Regions from separate parts of the Homo sapiens genome. Here region 1 is linked to region 2. Evidence: read pairs that join two places in POLR2A ChIA-PET (ENCODE). Cell type or tissue: OCI-LY7. All regions are shown on one strand. Each heading gives the region's core, and the rest is flanking DNA. Links, peaks and the distances in the headings are about the cores only.

Evidence for each region. ChIA-PET counts read pairs that join two places held together with the same protein. Peaks named below come from ENCODE experiments on the same cell type or tissue, not always from the same donor. Only the 100,000 strongest peaks of a DNase experiment are listed, where the experiment ranks them.
Region 1: POLR2A ChIA-PET joins it to region 2 with 7 read pairs; 2 of 35 experiments call an interaction of 5 or more read pairs at or near these places.

What each region holds. Positions count from the first base shown.
Region 1 is chr12:76,864,026-76,869,407 of GRCh38, forward strand. It overlaps CSRP2 (cysteine and glycine rich protein 2), which reads right to left. Exons shown (of 6, transcript NM_001321.3): 2 at 2,124-2,236. The coding sequence starts at 2,235. Among named protein-coding and RNA genes, the nearest start is that of CSRP2, 12 kb to the right of the region's middle. RefSeq lists a silencer at 1,122-1,231. In OCI-LY7, for the core only: no CTCF peak of the experiment used is centred there; DNase peaks (open chromatin) are centred at 2,196 and 2,906; H3K4me3 peaks cover 749 bases; H3K27ac peaks cover 1,841 bases.
Region 2 is chr12:76,688,126-76,693,507 of GRCh38, forward strand. No RefSeq gene overlaps it. Among named protein-coding and RNA genes, the nearest start is that of ZDHHC17, 73 kb to the right of the region's middle. In OCI-LY7, for the core only: a CTCF peak has its summit at 700; no DNase peak of the experiment used is centred there.

The sequences.
Region 1 (5,382 bases), core at 311-5,310, 180 kb after region 2:
TGCTTTAAAGTCTGCATTTGTTTTCCCTTCTGTCCCAAAGGAGAATGCATTCTTTCTTGATGGATCTCTTGCCACAGGACATTTCCACGTGTCCCACTTCATAAAACTGCCAAATGTCATCGAGTTTCATCCAGACATTATTTCATTTTCTAAAACTTCAATTAAGCTTGAGAAAAAAGTAAATTGTGAGGAAACTCACTGGTAGCACAATCTGGCAGCTGGAAATCAAAGATCAGAATTTCTTCCCCTTATTTAAAAGACAATTGTATGATGATTCAGAGTAGAATGATGGTTACCAGAAGCTCGGAAGGGTAGGGTGTCGGGAAGGAAGTGAGGAGAGTTAATGGGTGTAAAAATATAGTTAGAATGAATAAGATCTAGTATTTGATAGCACAACAGGATGATTACTGTCAACAATCATTGTACATTTAAAAATAAGACAGTATTAACTGGAATGTTGGTAACAAAAAAATAATAAATGCTTGAGGTAATGGATACCCCATTTAAGATGATGTGATTAACATACATTGTATGCCTGTAGCAAAACATCTCATGTACCCCATAAATATATATACCTACTATGTACCCATAAAAATTAAAAGTAAGAAAAATAAAAGGGGGGGGGTTGAATAAAAAGGAAGGAGGACAAAAGGAAGGACAGCAAAGAGGAGGGGAGGGAAGCAGGACTAGCTGGCTGGTTTAAAATTTAGTCTATTATCTTAAACTAAAGTCTTCTATGGTAGAATGAAATGGCATCTACTCTGGAATCTAACTGTTGAGGCTCAAGTGCTGAAATACATGTGCCTAAAGATAACTATATCTTAAACCATAGTTAACCTAACACCATGCACTGCTGAAGGACAACTACCCTTAACAGAGAGAATAAATGTAAATACTGTTTTGAAAAACCTGTATGAACCAAAACAAGTGTAGGTATATGAAAGTGTTACTATATAACCACCCCTTTCTTCCCCAGTCCTCATGCTGTTCTCTGCAGTAAAATTCTCATAGGTCTGCAAACTACTCTGAATTATTTCCTTAAAAGGCATTAGTCAGCAGAGACAGATATTAGAAAGGATTCGTAGAAATGACCAGTAGAGAACTTGACATTTAGTAAAACAAATGTCAACAGCATACACGCATATGTTACTATGGTGTAGACATTGTGGCTTAACCTAGACAGATGAAACTGAGAGCAATTTCTAAAGTATTTGCATTCTGTTTCCATACTTTCTTGGTTACAAGCCTGCTGAAAAATAGATTCCTTTTTTAAAAAAGTAACTTCTAAAAGCAATGGTTAAACCAAGTCTTCTGAGGAAGGCATACATAGTGAACATTCCTATGTAGTATTTTTATTTTTTTGTAACTGCAACTTTCTGTTGTCTGCTTCTGGTTGTCTGCAAAGCAGTTTAGTTATGCTATTAAAGAGGTCCAGATACCTTGAATGCTGGCTCCAATGAGGGAAAAGGACAATTCAAATTTGAGAAAGAAGTCTTTTCCTGAAGATTATTTCTCAATGTAACCTATTTTTAACCTATGGTTTTCTGTAGGAATTTTCCCTGTACAATACTATTGATAAGGCAAACATCTGCCCGTATGGGTGGGTTTACCTGACATAATCATTCATTAAAGAAAATTCTGTCATTAAATCAGAAGATGATTAATGAAGTGCTTTAAGTTGCTACTCTACAGTTTTAAAACCGAAGACTTTGTTGTCATTAAAGGGAACCTGAGAAAGAGAAAGCTGGGGTGGATGAGGAGCAATCATTTACTCAAAAATGGGAGCTAAGCCCTTGTAATGTGCCAGAAACTGTGCTAGGTGCCAGACCACATAAGTGACACCCAGCACTCAGTGAGGTGGGGGAGGCAGATGTGTTAACAAAATAAAGGCCAAAATGGAGGCCAAAAGCTATGGGGACACAAAGGGAGGCTGGGTGTCTTGGGCCACCCCTCCTGTCTTCGCTGCTAGGCTTGGCATTTACAACATCTAAGAAGACAGGTAAAAACCATTCGTGCTTTCAAAATGATCTTTGTTGGCAAAACCACAATTTTTCCTTAAATAGACATATTGAAGCTCTGTACATACAAATTCCGTCAAAGGTGGAGCATGGAGAGCTACTTACTGCAGAGAAAGCAGCAGCGGTGGAAGCTCCTGCCATCACACTGCACCTCTTCTGCGTGGTACACGGTCCTCCCACAGGCCCCACACTTGTTTCCACCTCCCCAGACAGGCATTCTGAAGGAATAAAGGATTCATTAGAATGTCCCTGTGCTGGTCGTACGGCTCCCTAGAGGGCTATTTAAGCCCAGGGACAGCTGCAGATTTTCGTTTCTTTATGAACCTCTCTAACCACATCTTTCAAAGGCCTGCGTTCCTCCAAAATAACCTCATCTCCTCTCCCAAATAACAACTCTTTCATTAGGAAACTGGCTTGTCGTGCACAAGATTTTTTTTTTTTCCTGCCAGACAAAGGACCTGCATTCAGTACAATAGTACAGGTCACCAGGCACAAAACAAGCTATGCCATTAGAATCCACAGGAGTTAAGAAAGAAGCGTGGGGAGGGGAAAGGCAAGCCTTGTCCCCCTCCCTAATATGCCCATTTTTAATAAACATATTTTTTTGAACTCAGCTGAAGATCTTACCCTTGGGTGGAGGTTTTCATTACATGTTTAATTAATTGTAACAACACTAAATTCTTAACGTTTAACATATATAAGCTATAACACGCTTTCTAGGGAACAAAGTGTGTTGCCCTGCAAGAACAAGTTTTATATTTGTTTGCTGAAATTACACGATTGTAGCATAAATAGCTGTGTCTGTGACTCGTACAACTGCATGCACGGAACTTTTGCCGTAACCACAACAAACGCCCATCCAGATGGCTCCGGCTTAAGTTTCTATGCTTCACTAACCCCAAGGCCCACTAGTGCAGCCAGCAGTTGGGTTTTCCTCTTTGGCAAGTCAGTCAGGCCATACAGAATCTGCTACAAGTTCCCTTCCTACCAGTTGAACTGTTTGCTGAGCATGCAGGAATAGCCTCTGAATAGTATGGCCTGCTGTAAAGGGCAAGCTGGAAGTACAGATCCTAGGGTGTCTCACTGTCATGTAGGGCCAACATTTTCTCGTCTCCCTTCTCAACAAATTAGTCTGCCTCGACCACTTTAAAATGCCTGGTTCTGGCTGGGCATGGTGGCTCACGCCTGTAATCCCAGCACTTTCGGAGGCCGAGGTGGGTGGATCACCTGAGGTCAGGAGTTTGAGACCAGCCTGACCAACATAGCGAAACCCCGTCTCTGCTAAATTTAAAAAAAAAAAAAAAAAAAAAAAAAAGATTAGCCGGGTGTGGTGGCAGATGCCTGCAATCCCAGCTACTTGGGAGGCTGAGGCAGGAGAATTGCTTGAACCAGGAAGCGGAGGTTGCACTGAGCGAAGATTGTACCACTGCACTCCAGCCTGGGCGACAGAGCGAGACTCTGACGAAAAGAAAAAAGCCTGGTTCTGAATGGCCAGCTTCCTCAGATGCCTTAACCAGTACAGAAAGTTGTTCTGCTAAGAAGACATGTTATGTCTGCCCTGCCCTGAGTGGTATCTAAAAACACAAGCGATTGATTCCCCTTTCCCCATCATCTTTTTTGAGCTTCCTTCTGTAGAGTGGCATTTGCAGCCCTTGCCTGTTAGGTCTCCTTAGATAGACTGCTTGCCTCTCTAGGAAATAGGTGGCTAATAAGGCCGAGGCCTCTTACTAACCCAAACCTGGCTAGAAAGAGAAGGGAAACAGAGTGCTACTAAGTAGAAAAGATTAAAGAGTCTCCAATCCTTAAAATCAAAAGGGATGTGGGAAATTCTCATCTTACCCCATTAAGGTGATCCAGAACCTGACAATTTCCTGAACACAAAGATGAGGCCTCTCCAAAAGAAAGATTAATGGAGTTGATCATTGCGGTGGGGAACTTTCCAGCACTCAGTATTCTCTTGCCTCTCTTCTGGTGGTACCTTCCCTAGACTGTCTTCCGGGAAAGCAGCCATCTCTTTCTTAGACCATGTGGTTTAGAGAAGTGCTTATTAAAATGTGGTCTCCTGGTGATGGATGGGCCACTATTCTTGTTACCAATTTGAGACAAACTTCAGGTAAGCATTTAGAAACTTTTATGCCACAAAAACTAAGAGAAGATCAGTGAACTCATCCTGTTGAACAGAGTCATCAGTCTGTACTTGGAAATTAAAAATAACAGTCCTTTACTGATATGGTTTGGCTGTGTCCCCACCGAAATCTCATCTTGAATTGTAGCTCCCATAATTCCCATGTGTTGTGGGACGGACAGGGTGGGAGGTAACTGAATCCTGGGGCGAGTCTTTCGCGTGCTGGTCTCATGATAGTGAATAAGTCTCACAAGATCTGATGGTTTTATAAAGGGGAGTTCCCCTGCACAAGCTCTCTTGCCTGCTGCCATGTGAGATGTGACTTTGCTTCTCATTCACCTTCTGCCATAATTGTGAGGTCTCCCCAATCATGTGGAACTGTGAGTCAATTAAACCTCTTTCCTTTATAAATTACCCAGTCTCAGGTATGTCTTTATTAGCAGCGTGACAACAGACTAATACATTTACCATAGATGATTTGAAAAGCACTGGTTTGGCCAGGTGCGGTGGCTCAAGCCTGTGATCCCAGCACTTTGGGAGGCCGAGGCAGGCGGATCATGAGGTCAGGAGATTGAGACCACGGTGAAACCCCGTCTCTACTAAAAATACAAAAAATTAGCCGGGCACGGTGGTGGGGGCCTGTAGTCCCAGCTACTCAGGAGGCTGAGGCAGGAGAATAGCGTGAACCCGGGAGGCGGAGCTTGCAGTGAGCCGAGATTGTGCCACTGCACGCCAGCCTGGGCGACAGAGCGAGACTCCGCCTCAAAAGAAAAAAAAAAAAAAAAAAGAAAAGCACTGGTTTTAGATGGTACTGACTCTACCCCTATCTTAGTCTGTTTCGTGTTGCTATAACAGTATACCAGAGACTAGGTAATTTATAAAGAACAGACTGAGAATATAAATATTTGAAGGCTGGGAAGTCCAAGATCAAGGTATGGCAGGTTTAGTGTCTGCTAAGGGCCCCATCTCTGCTGCAAAATGGTGCCTCCAATGCAGCATCCTCTGGAGGCCAGGAACACTGTACCTTACATGGCAGAAGAGCAGAGGAGGGTGAACCCGCTCCCACCAGGCCTTTTTATGGTGGTACTAATCCATTCAAGAGAGTGGATCCCTCATGACCTAAACATCTCCCATTAGGCCCAACTCCCAACGTTGTTGCATTGGGAATTAAGTTTTAACATGATTCTCAGAGGGGACAAAAACACTCAAACCATAGCAACCCCCAACTCCAAGGCTGGG
Region 2 (5,382 bases), core at 56-5,055:
GTGGATAGAAATAGCCTTAAATATGTAAAGGAAGAAGGAAAACCATCAGGAAATACTTACTGCCAGCCCTCCAAGAAATATGAGATGGAAAATTACAATGAGCTTACCACAAAGCTGCTCTGACTGGAGGGCGTGACTTTTCATATTTAACAGCATGTCTGGTAATGTTTCAGGGAATCTCATTACTCTTTATTCCTTATTTCTCCTCATGGGGAGATAAATTTGGCTGCATTTTCTTTTTTGGAAAGGCACTGTTTTAGTTTTGCTTTTGTCATTTTTGAGAAAATACATATATTGTAACATTTGCCCCCTTTATATTTGACAAACATTTTTACATGGATGATAGATCTCTATGAGAAAATGTCTAATGCTGGGATATCCATTAAATATCTTTCATTTCTATAATTATAGGAAGAGTCCAAGTTATGATATGTGTCTCTCCTGTTGCAACTGTCCTTTTTGGGAGGAAGTTGCACGTACGTAATAAAGACAGAGGGTCAATACTTTTATAACAAAGTTTTGTCTGTGAGCATCATTTTACAACTAGAAAGCACTGCGGTGATCATCTACTTTAAGCTTAAGGAAATAGAGGCCCACAAAAGTTAAAATATTTAATATTTGACCATTGGTACGAAAGCTGAAACTAGAATTTAAATTATTTTTTCTTCATACTGGAGAGTCTCATAGCATGAGTACTCCAACAGGGGGCCCTCTCAAGTAAAGTGGCCTATAGATATTGGCTGATTGCAGGAAGATCAGAAGGCTGAGTTTTTTGTCTTAGGTCACTGCAACATAGTCCAAAAAATAATACTGACTATCTGGTGTCACATGTTCTTTTTTCTTTCTTTCTTTCTTTATTTCTGTTGTTGTTGTAGCTGAGACAGGGTCTTGCTCTGTCACCTAGGCTGGAGTGTAGTGGCGCGATCATGGTGCAGTGCAGCCTCAACCACCTGGACTCAGGTGACCCTCCTACCTTAGCCTCCCAGGTAGCTGGGACTAGAGGCATGCACTGCCATGCCTGGCTAATTTTTAGTATTTTTTGTAGAGACATGGTTTTGTCATGTTGCGCAGGCTAGTCTCAGGCTCTTGGGCTCAAGCAATTCACCTGCCTCATCCTCCCAAAGTGCTGGGATAACAGGCATGACCTACTACCTCTGGCCTTTTCTTCTTTTTAAAAACAATGTTTTTAACTTTTATTTTGATACAAGGGTTACATGTGCAGGTTTGTTATATGGGTATATTGCATGATGGTGAGGTTTGGAGTATGGATCCCTTTACCCAGACAGACAGCATAGTACCCAATAAGTAGTTTTTTCCACCCCTTCCCTTCCTTCCTCTGTCCCCACCTACTAGTTTGCAGTGTCTATTATTCCTTTCCTTGTGTGCACATGTGCTCAGTGTTTAGCTCCCACTTATTAGTGAGAGCATGTGGTATTTGGTTTTGTTTTTGTATTCATCCACTAAGACTTATGGCCTCCAGTGGCATACATGAAAAGAATGAAATTGTGTCCAGCTGCAAAGGACACAATTCCATTCTTTTTTTGGGTATGTAGTGTTCCACGGTGTATATGTACCACAGTTTCTTTATCTGATCCACTGTTGACAGGTACTTAAGTTGATTTCATGGCTTTGCTACTGTGAATAGTGCTACAATGAACATACAAGTGCACATGTCTTTTTGGTGAAACAATTTGTTTTCTTTTGGGTATATACTCATTAATGGGATTACTGGGTTGAATGGTAGCTGTGTTTTTAAGTCTTTTGTGAAATCTCCAAACTGCTTTCCTGATGTCACATTTTCTTCTTTTACTAAGCCACATAACGTGCCCAATTATTTTTGAGGTCTTCATTTTATCTTCAGTGAACTCTCGAATGTTTTTTTTTTAAGTTCTATACCCTAGAATCTAGAAAGTGGGATTAGCATGGAAAACCAAATTACAGGAACAGTAGAAATTGTGGGCTGAAAACATACTTATTTCAGAATGTCTCTGGATCATAGTTTCTGTCTGTATTACATCAGCAATGACAATGTTTTGATTAACTTAGGAAAGGTTGAGTTTTTCTTTTTTTTTTGGCTCACTGCAAGCTCCGCCTCCCCGGTTCACACCATTCTCCTGCCTCAGCCTCCCGAGTAGCTGGGACTACAGGCGCCTGCCACCACACCCGGCTAATTTTTTGTATTTTTAGTAGAGACGGGGTTTCACCATGTTAGCCAGGATGGTCTCAATCTCCTGACCTTGCGATCTGCCTGCCTTGGCCTCCCAAAGTGCTGGGATTACAGGCGTGAGCCACCGTGCCTGGTCAAGGTTGAGTTTTTCAAAGTTCTTTCTCAGGAGCATGATTTGATTGGCTACAGTAAGTAGTTGTGGGTGATACTCAAAGGCCTTCTTCATATACTCTCTAGGCCCACGTGGGTAGGTGTACAGGTTGTGGCCTGCACAAGGGCACCAGGCCTGGCAGGATGGAAGTGGAGGCTGAGGTAGAGCCCATGCTCTGGTCATCAAGCTCTATACCCTGAAAGGGGTTGCAACAGCTAAAAGAAAGGGATGCCGAAGCCTCTCCATAGTCCTGCATTTGACTTCACTTTAGTACCAGCATGATTTGTGTAGACTCTCGTGTAAGATTAACTAGTTTAAGAAGCAGACCACCACAGTGAAGAAAAAGACATCAAAGGAACTAAGAAACATATTGAATCACAATATGTATGCCCTGGCAAACATAACTCCCTCCAAATGCCTCTTTGTATATTTATTCTTTATTGGTTCAAATCAGACATCAAGGAGTTCATTTAGGGCAGTGACCACATTCATATAATGAGAGTGGAAAAATATTTCAATCAAAAATCAGGTCTTGATTATGGAAATCATACAGGAGTGAAATATTATGAATGTAATGAATATTGGACGACTTTCAATTCTAGGTTTACATGACACCAGAGAATTCATGCTGGAAAGAAGAGAGAAGGAATTCTCTAGATGTGGTAAGCCCTTCGGCTGCTGGTCAAATACCTTTCATCACCAGAGAGCACATACCCAGTTAAATATGTGGTGCAATCAATGTAGAAATATGAGGATTTTATAGAATGGAAGATCCCCATTTGATTCAAGATCATTAGTAGATTTTTAGCTTATTAAGAACAAATTCCATGTTTTTCTAATTCCATTTTGATTTTACTTGACAAAATATCACTCAACAAGGGTTATTAGTTGAAGCGTTGAAGACATATGAGAAGCCTCCTGCCGCTCAGAGATTTTTGTTTTTCCTAAATGTCTGTTGCCCAAGGCACAATCCCTTGCCTTTTCTTATGTTGTTTTCTATGCCAAGAAATCTTTCTCCATCTCTTCAACTTAACACTCTAAAATGTCACTTTGTCCAGCTGTCTTTGACTTTTCTAAGATGAGTTAGTCACTGTCTCCAGCCCTACCTTCATACTTTATTCATAAACGTACTACAATTCCTGGCATTATTATGGTTTGTTTATGGCTTGCTATGCCAGTGGATTGTGAATTTTCATTGTTGTTTTAGTTGTTGGATGAATGGATATCTTCGCAGTGCTAAGAGAAAATGCTTTTATGTAGTTTGATGTTCTCAGAAACATCTGTAGCCAGAATTAAAAAAGAGAAAAGAGTTTAAATCAGTATTTTTTTAAATTGTGCTCATACTATAATAAAAAGCACTACTGAGAAAGAATGAGACACAGTCCTTTTCCCTAAAAGTAGTAAAAACATGCTGGGTGTGGTGGTTCACACCTGTAATCCCAGTGACACAAGAGGCTGAGGTGAGAGGATCACTTGAGCCCAGGAGTTGGAAGCTGCAGGGAACCAGGACTGCATCACTGCTCTCCAGCCTAGGTAACACAGCAAAACCCCCAATCTAAAAAAATAAAAGTAGTAACAACAGTCTAGTGGGGGAGATAAGGCATGTAAATAAACGACCACTGGGTGAGGCAGAAAAAGTGTACTGAGTGTGTAACGCCAAAGGTTCTTTTGTTTGTTTGTTTTTTGTTTTTTGTTTTTGAGACGGAGTCTCGCTCTGTCGCCCAGGCTGGAGTGCAGTGGTGCGATCTCAGCTCACTGCAAGCTCCACCTCCTGGGTTCACACCATTCTCCTGCCTCAGCCTCCCGAGTAGCTGGGACTGCAGGCGCCCGCTACCACGCCCGGCTAATTTTTTTTTGTATTTTTTAGTAGAGACGGGGTTTCACCGTGTTAGCCAGGATGGTCTCGATTTCCTGACCTCGTGATCCGCCTGCCTCGGCCTCCCAAAGTGCTGGGATTACAGGCGTGAGCCACCGCGCCCGGCAACGCCAAAGGTTCTTGCTTTAGCCACACCAAAGAATTGGTGCGGCGGCTGCCTGTGGTGAATGATGGAGACACTGACCAAGAGAAAAAAAGCTGCAGGCTTTATTGAGCAGAGTGACAGTACAAAGCTTCCACAGCATGGAAGGGGTCCCCAGCGGGTAGCCAGAGTTAGATTATGCAGTTGCCTTTTAAACTCTTTAAGGCAGGAAATACGTGCAGAGGGAAGATGTTACCAGAGCAAGAAACAAAGGCAGTAAATTATTTTGTGACATGTCTTAGATTTTGAGGAATATCGGAATTGTAACTTAGGTTTTATCTACTTTATGACCTTGCAGTGGCATGACAAAGGAGACGGGAATTTACAGGACTTTACAAAGTATGTTTACAAGGAATTGGAATTGGGAGCATAGATGAGGTCCACTGGTCACAGAGAAATGGTCAGTTAACATTCCTTTTAGTTTCAGGGGAGAGGGAAGGGAGACAGGGAGAGAGGACACAGGGAAGCTTATAGCAAAATTTTCACTGTTTATAGCTTTCTTGGGGGAAGAAAACACATGTACAAATCCTGGTGTTAGGAATATTTTAAGCATATGTTTTCAATATTATTCATCCAGGACAGAAGGAAGTCCTGATGCAGGAAATGAATGAGTTTCACAACTTTCTGAGCCCCTGCAGGACCCAGGAAGCCCGGCTGGTCCCTCCTCTCAGTCCTCGCTCTAGACAGGACACCCCAACTGCTGTTGGGAACTGGGCAGCGGTCATTCTGGCTACTTTTTGCTGATTAGGGGCAAAGAAGGGGCCCTGCAGTTGTGGTGTCCTCCAGAGGGGAATTTTTTGGCTAGTCGAGGGACCAGCAGGTTGATCCAGGAGTCCTCGATAGAAGCCGTGAGTTGAGCTCACTTGAGGTTCCATTTGTAAGACCATTTGTAGCTTGATGGCCTGGAACCTGGAGGAAACAAATTTGACAAGGAGGTTAAAAATGCAAGGCCCAAAGGCGAGTAATAGTAGGATGGCTGTCACAGGGCCTAGAAAGGGGAGGAGCCAAGGTATCCATTGGTTAAACATATTCCAGGGTCCTGAGTG